Regions from separate parts of the Mus musculus genome. Here region 1 is linked to region 2. A link is a contact called in ENCODE Hi-C data. All regions are on one chromosome and are shown on one strand. Each heading gives the region's core, a stretch centred on a gene start or an enhancer-like site at or near the end of the contact. The rest is flanking DNA. Distances are from core to core; before and after follow the strand shown. Region 1 overlaps Gfra2 (glial cell line derived neurotrophic factor family receptor alpha 2). Region 2 overlaps Dok2 (docking protein 2).

The links. A loop is a pair of places that touch in the nucleus more often than their neighbours do.
Region 1: a loop to region 2 is called in a map of T-helper 17 cell, with 2.8 times the contacts of the local background. The contact joins two enhancer-like sites. A Hi-C loop is called at or near these places in 2 of 37 maps with a recorded cell type or tissue (T-helper 1 cell and T-helper 17 cell).

What each region holds. Positions count from the first base shown.
Region 1 is chr14:70,959,633-70,964,828 of GRCm38, reverse strand. The region is part of intron 4 of Gfra2 (glial cell line derived neurotrophic factor family receptor alpha 2); the gene reads right to left. Among named protein-coding and RNA genes, the nearest start is that of Gm34588, 20 kb to the right of the region's middle. Within about 2 kb of position 2,063, at least 1 of the 3 ENCODE cell types and tissues checked has a DNase peak (open chromatin) inside an H3K27ac peak, as active enhancers do.
Region 2 is chr14:70,777,565-70,783,034 of GRCm38, reverse strand. Dok2 (docking protein 2) reads right to left here. Exons shown (of 5, transcript NM_010071.2): 5 at 4,541-5,470. The coding sequence ends at 4,962. Among named protein-coding and RNA genes, the nearest start is that of Dok2, 5.9 kb to the right of the region's middle. Within about 2 kb of position 1,699, at least 1 of the 3 ENCODE cell types and tissues checked has a DNase peak (open chromatin) inside an H3K27ac peak, as active enhancers do.

The DNA.
Region 1 (5,196 bases), core at 814-3,313, 180 kb before region 2:
CATCCCCAAAGCCACCGAAACCTTCAACACAGAGGTTCTTTTTCCATGATCATGTTGGATTTGTCCTTTTTCTCAGTGCAACCACACAGAAAGCCTAGACCAGGCAACTCAACAGCACAGAGACTTGCTGACATTGCTTTGTTTGATCTTCCCAATAAGAACATCCACTGCTAATATTATTATTTACGTATTTCTTCATCCACATCCTCTAAGGCCCTGTTAATAGTCATGGATGGTAGCTATCCCTCATCTTTGCTCCAACTAGGAGCAGATCCCCTGGCCTGTGTCTGACAGAGTGACGATGGGAATGGTAAGCACATCAATATGGAATCAGAAGGGAACCCCATGACATGTTCAAGGCTCTCCACCCCTCTGATTACGGCACAGGGCTTTGGTGAAATGCTACTATCCTCTCAGTTCCTTACAAATAACATCATCTGCCCAGAACTGAGCTGAGGGTTCCAGCTAGACCTGTAGCTGTTGGAAGCCTCTTGAACTGCTCCCATTGACACCAGCATCCAGAACGGCCTTGTCCTCTCTCAAAAGTTTGACTCCAAGATCACACGACACTAGGAACACCGCATATATTTGTCTGGCTTCGAAGTGCCAGGAACCTCTCAAAACCACCAACTCAAAGGCTGGAGAAGTGGAAATATACATGGGAGGAAATGAAAAATGTCACTTGAGAGATATCTAGGACATTTCACCAGCAAAGGAGAGATCAGCCTGGCTCTATAGGAGAAGTGGGGGTGACGGTGCAAGCCAGAGAACAGAAGGTGAAAGAGTACAGACCCCTCCAAGGATTGTAGCCAGAGGGGTTCCTGAGCTGGCAAGAAGGATACTGGTCCAGCTGCTGGGAGAGCCATCTGTCACATGATGGTGCGCAAGCTCTTGTTCTATTGTGTGACCTGAGGCTCACTGGCTATGTCTCTGGTACTCAGTGTCCCCACTTAAGTAGAAAGCTACGCTTGCCCAGAGCTTCAATAAAGCGGTGAGAGATACTGTACAAAGCAGCTCCCAATGTAGATAGGAATCATCATCTTTACCGCTTTCTCCCTCAGCGCTCTGCCTGGCAATCGCAAACAGGAAATGACTATTCATGACCCACAGAGAACAGAAACACACCACTTTATCCTGTGTGGGCAATGTGAGCATGTCATGAGAAGGGAGGGCTCCAAAGGCCTGCTTGGTGGATCCCAGGAAGACCCTGCCCTCCTGAATCCACTGATCCTTCCCATGCCACGATGAACGCAGGGAAAAAAGCAGGGGCTCTGGAAACTTAGGAACCGTGCGCAGAGCCCCCGCAGCCAGGCCCCCAGGGTAATGTAAAGTGAAAACACCATCTCAGTATCATCTCAGTGTGGCTCCAGCCTACTGCCCTCAAAGAAGTCTGGTGGTTAGTGTCAGGAACCCCAGACGTGATACTGTTCAAAAGTAAAGGATGTGGATTTGGTTGGTGAGGGGACGGGAAGGGAGGGAAGCAGCTAGGCCTTCTGCTGTCATCTTAGCCACTCTCAGCATCAAGGCAGCTTGGCAAGCAAAGGGGACAAATGGGGCCATTTAGAAGGTTGCCAAGTCCAAGTCTCCAGGAGGCCTTTGATTGCTCAAGTTTCTCTCTGCCTCTCAATCTGTGATAAACCCACAGCAGCGAGCTTCCTCTGCCAGAACAAGAGACCAAGTGGAGTCAATTTCCTTCAGGCCCTTTACATACTCCAACTCCAGCACAAGGAGAATCAACCACACGAGCACTCCAGCCCAAACCATTATATGTGGGGTGCCAATTGGTGATCGCCACCTCCTCTAGGCAAAATGCCACTCATCCCCCAGACCCTGAGATATCACTGGTCTCTTGGATTCTGTTTCTGCTGCCAAGAGCTGATCTTTCCCGGATCAGTCCCCCACTTCAGATTTAAGGTCCCCCCTCCTGCCCTCCAGAAAAGAGGTGGGGTAAAGAAATCACTGAGAGGAAAAAACAGGCAGATAAGCAGAGAGAAAAGAGCAGAGAGCCATCAAGAGAGTGGAAATGCACACAAACTAAATTCCTCTCAGCTGAGCTCAGGGGAGCAGGTGGATTGCCCCAAAATCACGAGCCCTCTCTGGGCCTGGTTCATCAACAGCTGTGGCCTATTCAATCACAGGGAAGCAGCAGGAGAGAGACACTTGACCCTAATTTGATGAAAAGGTGGTCATATTAGATGCAGCATGTTCATCTCATTTGAATTTCAGATAAATTTTGTTATTATTACTATTACTATGATTATTATTATTATTATTTTACATCTCAGACATATTTATACTAGAAAAAAGTTTTTTGAATCTGGAATTCAAATTTTACTTGGCATCCTACCTCTTTTTTTTCTATTTGATATTTTTATTGGATATTTTCTTTATTTACATTTCAATTGTTATCCCTTTTCCCAGTTCTGCCCCCTCCCCTCTGAAACCTCCTATCCTATCCTCCCTCCCCCTGCTTCTATGAGGGTATTCCTCCACCCACCTACCCACTCTTACCTCCCTGCCCTCAATTGCCCTACCCTGGGGCATGCTATCTCTTTAATCTGCTGCCACAGGTGCCCTGATCAAAGGAGAAAGAACAGAGCTGGTAAGCAGAAAGCAAGCCACATAACACCCTTCTCAAAGTGTAGTAAACAGACTACCAGCACTGTCATTGGCCAGAAATTGCTAGGCATGCAAATTCTCTAGGCTCCGCCCCAAACATACACTGCCTAAAATTGCTGCATCAAAGCTGGTAATCTCACTACCAAGCCTTCAGATGCTGGAATGGCAGGCTCTGAGTCTCAAGTGTGGCAATCTGCACAAGCTGCTGAGTTGGGCTTGTGGGTGCCCTTCAGATCCTGCCTTCTGGCTTCAGCTTTAAATACTCCTGCTTTATGCCCCAGACTTGGAAGAAAAAAAGCCCTAGGAAAATTGTGGTAGCATGCTTCTATACACATGTATATATGTGTGCATGCACACACACACACACACACATACACACACACACACACACACACGCACACACTCCTGCGTCCAAAGAAACACATAGTACATAGTTATAGGGACATGCCCTTATGACTGCTTTGTATGTGGTATTATCCAAAAGAAAAGGACACAGGTTCCTGTCTTTTATTAGTGACATTCTGACTTGGCCCAGGCTACCACACCTTTACAAGTCTGCTTAGGAGAGCTACATTTGGATCTGAAGGGTCCCCACAGGCCTGTGTGTGGAATGCATGTTCTCCAGCTACTGGTGCTATCTAAAGGGACTGTGGAGCCTTAGGATAAAACACATGGAACTCAAGAAGAAGGAAGACCAAAGTGTAGATACTTTGATCCTTCTTAGAAGGGGGAACAAAATACCCATGGAAGGAGTTACAGAGACAAAGTGTGGAGCAGAGACTGAAGGAATGGCCATCCAGAAACTGCCCCACTTGGGATCCATCCCATATATATCCACCAAACCCAGACACTATTGCAGATACCAACAAGAGCTTGTTGACAGGAGCCTGATATAGCTGTCTCCTGAGAGGCTCTGCCTGTGCCTGCAAATGCAGAAGTGGATGCTCACCGCCATCCATTGGACTGAGCACAGGGTTCCCAATGAAAGAGCTAGAGAAAGTACCCAAGGAGTTGAACAGGTTTGCAGCCCCATAGGAGGAACAACAATATGAACTAACCAGTATCCCCAGAGCTCCCAGGGACTAAACCACCAACCAAAGAAAACACATCAACCATTTCTAACAGGTATTTTGTCTGAGTAGCACAGAGAAATTGACACAGGAGGTGAATTTCTCAGTCAGATCCCCAGACTGTTCCAATGCTGGCCCATGCAAGGCTTCTGGTTTGCACATCTTTCGACTATCAAGTTGCAGCTCCCACGTGGCTAGAATGGAAGCCAACAAGTCCCAGTTTGTCGTTGTACGCCATGGCCAGGAGCCTGCCAATCAGAATGGTATCATCACCAGCACCGGTAACTGCCAATGACAGCACACTGGAACATTTCATGAAAGGGTAAAGTGTTCCCAAGAAGAGAAAATGGCTCAGGATAGACTGTGTGAACAACACCTTCTGGAACCTGAAGATGCCTGGCCCAGATTGGATCAAGTGTTTCTTGGCCATCATGGTCCAACAGGGGGTCCTGACTAAGCTTCTCCTGATGAAGCAGGCAAGAAAGAACATTTGCTTCTGGTTATCCCGGCTTGGGCACAAACATACCAGGTCTACAGTGTTGTTAAGAACACTTACATAGCAATCTGAATAAAGAAATGGAGGAGGAGAGGGGGGTGGACACGGAGGAATGGAGAGAAGAGAGAAAGGAGAGAGGAAGAGGGGGAAGGTTTCCTCCCTTGCTCCCTAGGATACACTATAGCTTCTATGCTTTCATTTTATAAACCAATCACTTTATTTTTAACCTAGCTGGGTCTCGGATAGTTAAAATTAAAAACAAAACAACAAAAAAAAACAAAACAAAAAAAAACAAACAAACAAAAAAAACCAAATGACTACTACTTAACTTCATTCTCTGATATTAAAAGGCTTTCTCTAGCCAAGCTTGAAACAATCAGGGGGGGGGGGGGAAGCACACTATGAAAAGGTTACACAGAAGCCCACGGACATGGCTCAGTGGACAAAGTGCTAGCCTCACAAAGGAAGACCTGCTTTGAATCCCCAGCACACACACACACACAACTAAGCATGATGTCACCTGCTTATAGTTCTAGGACTGAGGAGACAGAGGCAGGAGGATTCCCAGAGCTCACTGGACAGCCAAGCCTAATAGAGAAGCTCCAGGCCAATGAGAGCCCCTTTCTCAGATGAAGAGAACAGCATCCCTGAGAATGACACCTGAGCTCATCCACTGACTCCCACATGTACACATATGCTCCACTCATAGCCACCCCCAAACACATGTGCTCCACCCCAGACACCTCCAAGCACACGTGCTTCTCCTCCAGCTAACCCCCCGCCCCCGTATACATGCCGCCACCACCCCCAAGACACACATTTAAAGTAATATTAATTAATAAATTTTTAAAACCTGCCCTGGGACCCCATTCCTGCCAAACTACCACACATAGCCCCAGCCTGCCATACCAGGCTGGCAACACCTCAACCCCAGATACCTGCAACTATTCCTCAGGAGCATCTCTCCAACCCAACATTCAAATACAGCCCAGCTTAAAGCTGATGGAAGGC
Region 2 (5,470 bases), core at 450-2,949:
TATAAAGTCTGTAAGATTAAAGCAGATGAAAAAAAAATACCTCCTGCCTGGCATGTTTATGGACCCTCTTCTATCTTGGATGTTTATATATACACAAATACCATTATGTTACCAATACATCCAGTATTTCACATATAACATAGCTCTACATGTTTGTATCCTAGGTGAAACAGGCTATGCCACACATCTATAATATATACATATTACAGATATATTGTGATTATATAGAACATATATAAATTATATATTACATGCATATATGTGTTATATTTATATAGCAAATAGTATAAATTATATTTACACACAGACATATATACAAACATACCATGTACCTTAGGTACGCAGTTATATATCACATAGGTATAAAAATTCAGTGGTGCAAGATAACCTACAGAATCAACTAGCCTGGGCCCCTAAGGGCCCACAGAGACTGAACCACTCTCCAGGGAGCCTGCATGGGACTGACCTAGGCCCTCTGCACATATGTTACACTAGTGCAGCTTGGTCTTCAAGTGGGACCCCTAACAGCCGGAGCAAGGGCTGTTTCTGACTCTGTGGCCTGCCTTTGGGACCCTTCCCTCCTACGGGGCTACCTTGTCTAGCCTCAATAGAGGAGGATGTGCCCAGTCTTACTGCAACTTGATATGCCAGGGTTGGTTGATGGGAGCCCCCCCCCCCCTTCTGAAAAGACAGAAGACAAGTAAATGGAGATTGGCAGGAAGGACTGGGAGGAGGGGAAGGAAGGGAAACTGTGGTCAGGATGTAAAGTGAAGAAATAATTAATAAGCCGGGCGTGGTGGCACACCTTTAATCTCAGCACTCGGGAGGCAGAGGCAGGTGGATTTCTGAGTTTGAGGCCAGTCTGGTCTACAGAGTGAGTTCCAGGACAGCCAGGGCTACACAGAGAAACCCTGTCTTGTAAAACCAAAAGAAGAGGAAGAGGAAGGAGGAGGAGGGAGGAGGGAGGAGGAGGGAGGAGGGAGGAAGGAGGAAGAAGAAGAAGAAGAAGAAGAAGAAGAAGAAGAAGAAGAAGAAGAAGAAGAAGAAGAAGAAGAAGAAGAGAAAAAGAAAAGAAATAATTAATAAAAGAATATTCAGTGGTGACAATGTGTAGTGACAAATTTCTCAGAACATGTCCATTCATTAGACAACCTATGACCTCAATTAAAAGATTAAGCCAGTCTATAATAGTCCTAGATACACCTAAGTTTCTCATAGTATCAACAGGTACTAAGCAGCTTGCCTAGAGCCAGAGACCCATTCTGGGTGGCAAGGTCTTTGTAAATCCTTTGCTCGGGCCCACAATGGCAGGTCTGTTTCCTTCCTTGCCTGTGCACTTTCCCCTGGCCGCCTGGGTGGCTCAGCGGCTCTTGAAGGAGGCCTTGCCTCAGTGTGTCTGTCTGTGGTGCTCTCAAGCGCTTCTCTCCCTGACCCATCAGTGACCGCCTCTGCTGCTCCCCACTGCTTGCTCCTTTGAGTTGGGGCTAGGGGCTGGGGAACCTTCCGGAATCCCAGCTTCTGAGAGAGAGGGACATACAAGTGGCAGTTGCTCTGTAGTATTACTGGATGAATGATGCACACACATCGCGGTGACACAGACACAGCTAAAGCTAGCTAAGAGGCATTCAGAGCTCCCTGCAGAATGGGGCACACCCACTGGCTCATTTCCTCCGAGGACACTAAAAACCTAGTCAGCATTTCCCCAACAGCCTTCTAAGGACTTTCATTGCCACTCCCAGCTTCCCCAAATGCTCTACTTCCGCAGCTACCAACCCCTCACCCCACTTTTCCCCAATCAAGCTGTCCACCACGTCCCCTGGTGAGATCACGTGATCTCAGAGTAGAGCAACCAGAAAGTTCTGTCTCTTGAAGGTGAAGGGCGCAAAGAGATAGGGATCGGCTCAGGATCCCATATTTTGAAAGCGTGTTCACATTTCCGGAGGGGAATCCCAAGGTTCGGAAGACTCCCGAAGCTGCCCCTCACCACCAGATCCTTCAGGTAGAGAAATTCGTCCCTCAGGACCAGGCACCCACCGCGCCTCGCAAGCTTAGTCCCTAGTTGCAGTTTCCACAGGCTGGCACTGCCCCCTGCTGGGCACATTCGGGATGAGTGCGTCAAGTGCCAAGTGAGGAATCAATAATGTGGCCTTCTTTGCTTTGAGACACAAAGCGTCTACCTGACTCCTGCCCCAATGCTCTTCCCCCATGTCCTGAGGAGCCTGGGCTCCTTGGAGAATTGGACCCGCAGATTGAATGCAAACCTTGGCACAGACAAAAGTGGCAGAGAACCTCTTACCTGCTCCAGCTTACGTACTCCGTTAATAACTGTCAAAAGCTACCATAAGACAAAACCTAGGAGGCCACACACCCGGGGTCTTGAAGGCATGGATCTGTGTGTCTGTTGCTCATTACTCTCCTGGATGCTAGAACCTTGTCTTGCACTAGAACCTCACTGTGACTGGACAGAATGCAGCCGCCGTCTTTCTGTTTGGTTGGTTGGTTGCTTGCTTGCTTTTTTGCTTCTTTGGTTTTTTAGTTTTTCGAGACAGGGTTTATGTATGCAGCCTTGACTGCCCTGGAACTCTGCTCTGTAGAACAGGCTGGTCTTGAACTGAGAGATATGCCTGTCTCCGGAGTACTGGGATTAAAGACTCACCCCCTGGCTACTGTAGCCATCGTAATTAACCTCAGCATGTGAGGATCCAAGCTCACTACCTGAAACTTAAGTGTCGCCTTGGAAACCTCTCTTCTTCGTCACCCAAGCTGCACAGGAGCTAACTCTGTAGCAGCTTTTGAATCCCAGGAACCCTTTCAGTGGCATCTCTACGCTATACCTCTCACCCCCAAGTCCAGCTTCCCAGAGCTGCTGTCCCTAAAGATTTATTCCTGTGGCATTCCTTACCCAAGAGCCTCAAACCTCCCTTCCTTCTCCCACTAACAATGAGCTTCCCACAACATACTCCGAATCTGCTGCTGCCGACACTACCCCTCCACCTACAGCAGGTTTCTGTGTTGCTAAGACCTCCCAATGTTCATGTCGTCCTAAGCCAAAGAGGCATGGGGCACACCTGACCTACCAAGAGATTGGAGGCCATTGCCAATGCCCCGATGCCGGCGCTGAGGAAAAGGAGCCCATCCATAGAGATCAGCTGATCAAAGTTCAGTGTTCAAAATGTGGTTTCTACTGGATGGATGTTTCCTGCTATCACTAAGTCAACATTCCAACTAAACAGTGATGGAGCAGCTCGCTCTGGGTCCAATTCCTTCCTGACTCCTTCTGTAGCTTTAGTATTGTTCCTTCCAAGATATCCTCTCTCTCTCTCTCTCTCTCTCTCTTTCTCTCTCTCTCCCTCTCCCTCTCCCTCTCCCTCTCCCTCTCCCTCTCCCTCTCTCCCCCCAGACCCCTTAAGTACCATCAAAGCCCTTCCCACCCTGAAAGGCCCACCTCAAACACCACCCTTTGCTATGAAGTCTTTCTTGGACATTAACTGCTTCTGAAGCACCTGGCCTTGGGCTGCCTATGTGGCACTTAACATTCCCTTCTCAAGGACAGCCATCTGTGCCTTGTCTCTCTCAGCTTTACACATATATGTAAGGAGGGGTGGGGTGGGAATCATGTCCTAGGAAAGGCTGGCCAGGACCACACAACCGGTAAGTCTTATTTCTAGTGCATAAAAGATACAATAAGTCACTCATTTCTTGGGACCCATGAGATGGTTCAGCAGGGAAAGATCGCCAAGACTGATGGGCTGAGCTCCATCCTGGAACCCATGGAGGATGGAGAGAACTGATTCCTGCAAGTTGTCCTGCATCCTCCATGTGGGAGCTGTGACAAGCCCTGCCTGCCCATACACGCAGAAGTAGATAAATGTAAAATCTATTAACTGCTAAGTCTTTCTCGAAATCCAGATTTGCCATCAAACCCTTCACGCATCCACTGCCATTTTTCTGTCCTTGCAAAAAGTAAAAAAGCAGATGTTTGAAGGTTTTTCATGCTTTGAATGGACCTCATGTTTCATATGTTAAAAACAAAATCTCCCAAGTTATATGCTCATGGATTTGGAAGCAGGGCTTTGGGATTGGACGATGAGGGCACTGTTTCTGTAGATGAATGAAGTGATTCAGGAAGCAGTGCATGATCCAGGGAACAGCCTTGCTTTCTCTCTATGCTTGCTGTCTTCTTGTCACATCATGTCCACTGTGGTATTATCATGCAAGAAGAAGGCTCTCACTGGATACCATAAACATTTTGTGTTTGTGGACTCCCCAGCCTGAAGATCCACAAGCTGAAAATAAAATCTTTTTTCTTCATAAACTACCTAGTCTGTGGCATTCAGTTATAGAAACAAAAGACAGATTAAAATAAAGATTTTCCTAGGGGGGGTGGGAGGGTCCCAGACCTCCTGGGGCCTCTGACCCTGTAGACAAATGCTGAGGACCCAGCAGAGGCCCAGGGAAGACATCCCAGCCAGTGGAAGAAGCACTCGGCAGGTCAGCCCCAGCATTCTCTCCCCTCACAGCATTACAGGCCACAGAAGAGTAGTTCGAAATTGGTTTAATGTATAGAAAACTCTGGGAGCTAGAGGGACAACAGCTACTCTCGCTGCTAACCAGAAGCCAGGGTTGTCCCAGGAACAAAACATCTATAGGCAGGAGGCCTGCCCACACCGAGGAGCCAGGACATCTGTGGAAACCCTTTGTCTCTTAAGAGAAATGGCCCCAGTTCCCTTTAGACCCAAGGCAGTGGGAGGAAGTGGAAAAGTGTAGGAGGAGGGTGGGTCCCTCCAGGGCCCTCTTTCTGCTCCAGGCTAGTGACTCACACAGTACACAAATAAGGCACACCGAGCCTGGGGCCCAGGAAGGGGCAGTAACCAAAAGGACTCTACCAGAAGCCACCATTTCCCCTCCACAGCTTCCGAAGACCTCCCTGGGAACCACATATCCCATCTTCTGGCCATCCCCTACTTTGGGCCTTTTTTAAGTATGACATTGTCATACTCAGTTGCCTGTGGCCAGTCAGGCACAGAGGAGTCTTGCTGGAGGGAGCTGGGACCCCCATCGGCAGTGGCCTGCTCCCTCCATGTCTCCCCTGAGGGCCTCTGTGTCCTGTCATAGAGGGACAGGGCAGCCACACCCTCAGGCTCATCATATATATGGTCAGGTAGAGGGGCCCCAGGATCCTCCTGAATGCTGTCATACAGTGGGTCGGGAAGGTGTGGAGGGGGGCCCGTCAGGAGGCCCCTGAAGCTCTTCCTCAGGGAGTGAGCCACCGTATCAAAGGGTACGGCATACTCCCCCTCAGGGGCCCCTGGCCTCATGCCAGGCACCAGTGTGCCAGGGGATGGAGAAGGCAGAGAGTCGTGGGGCCGGGAATAGGGGCTTTCAGGTCGAGGCAGCACAGTGGGCATCATGGGCCCTGTGGCTGGCAGGGATGGAGGCCCGGAAGGGGTGGCATTCTTCTGGACAGCAA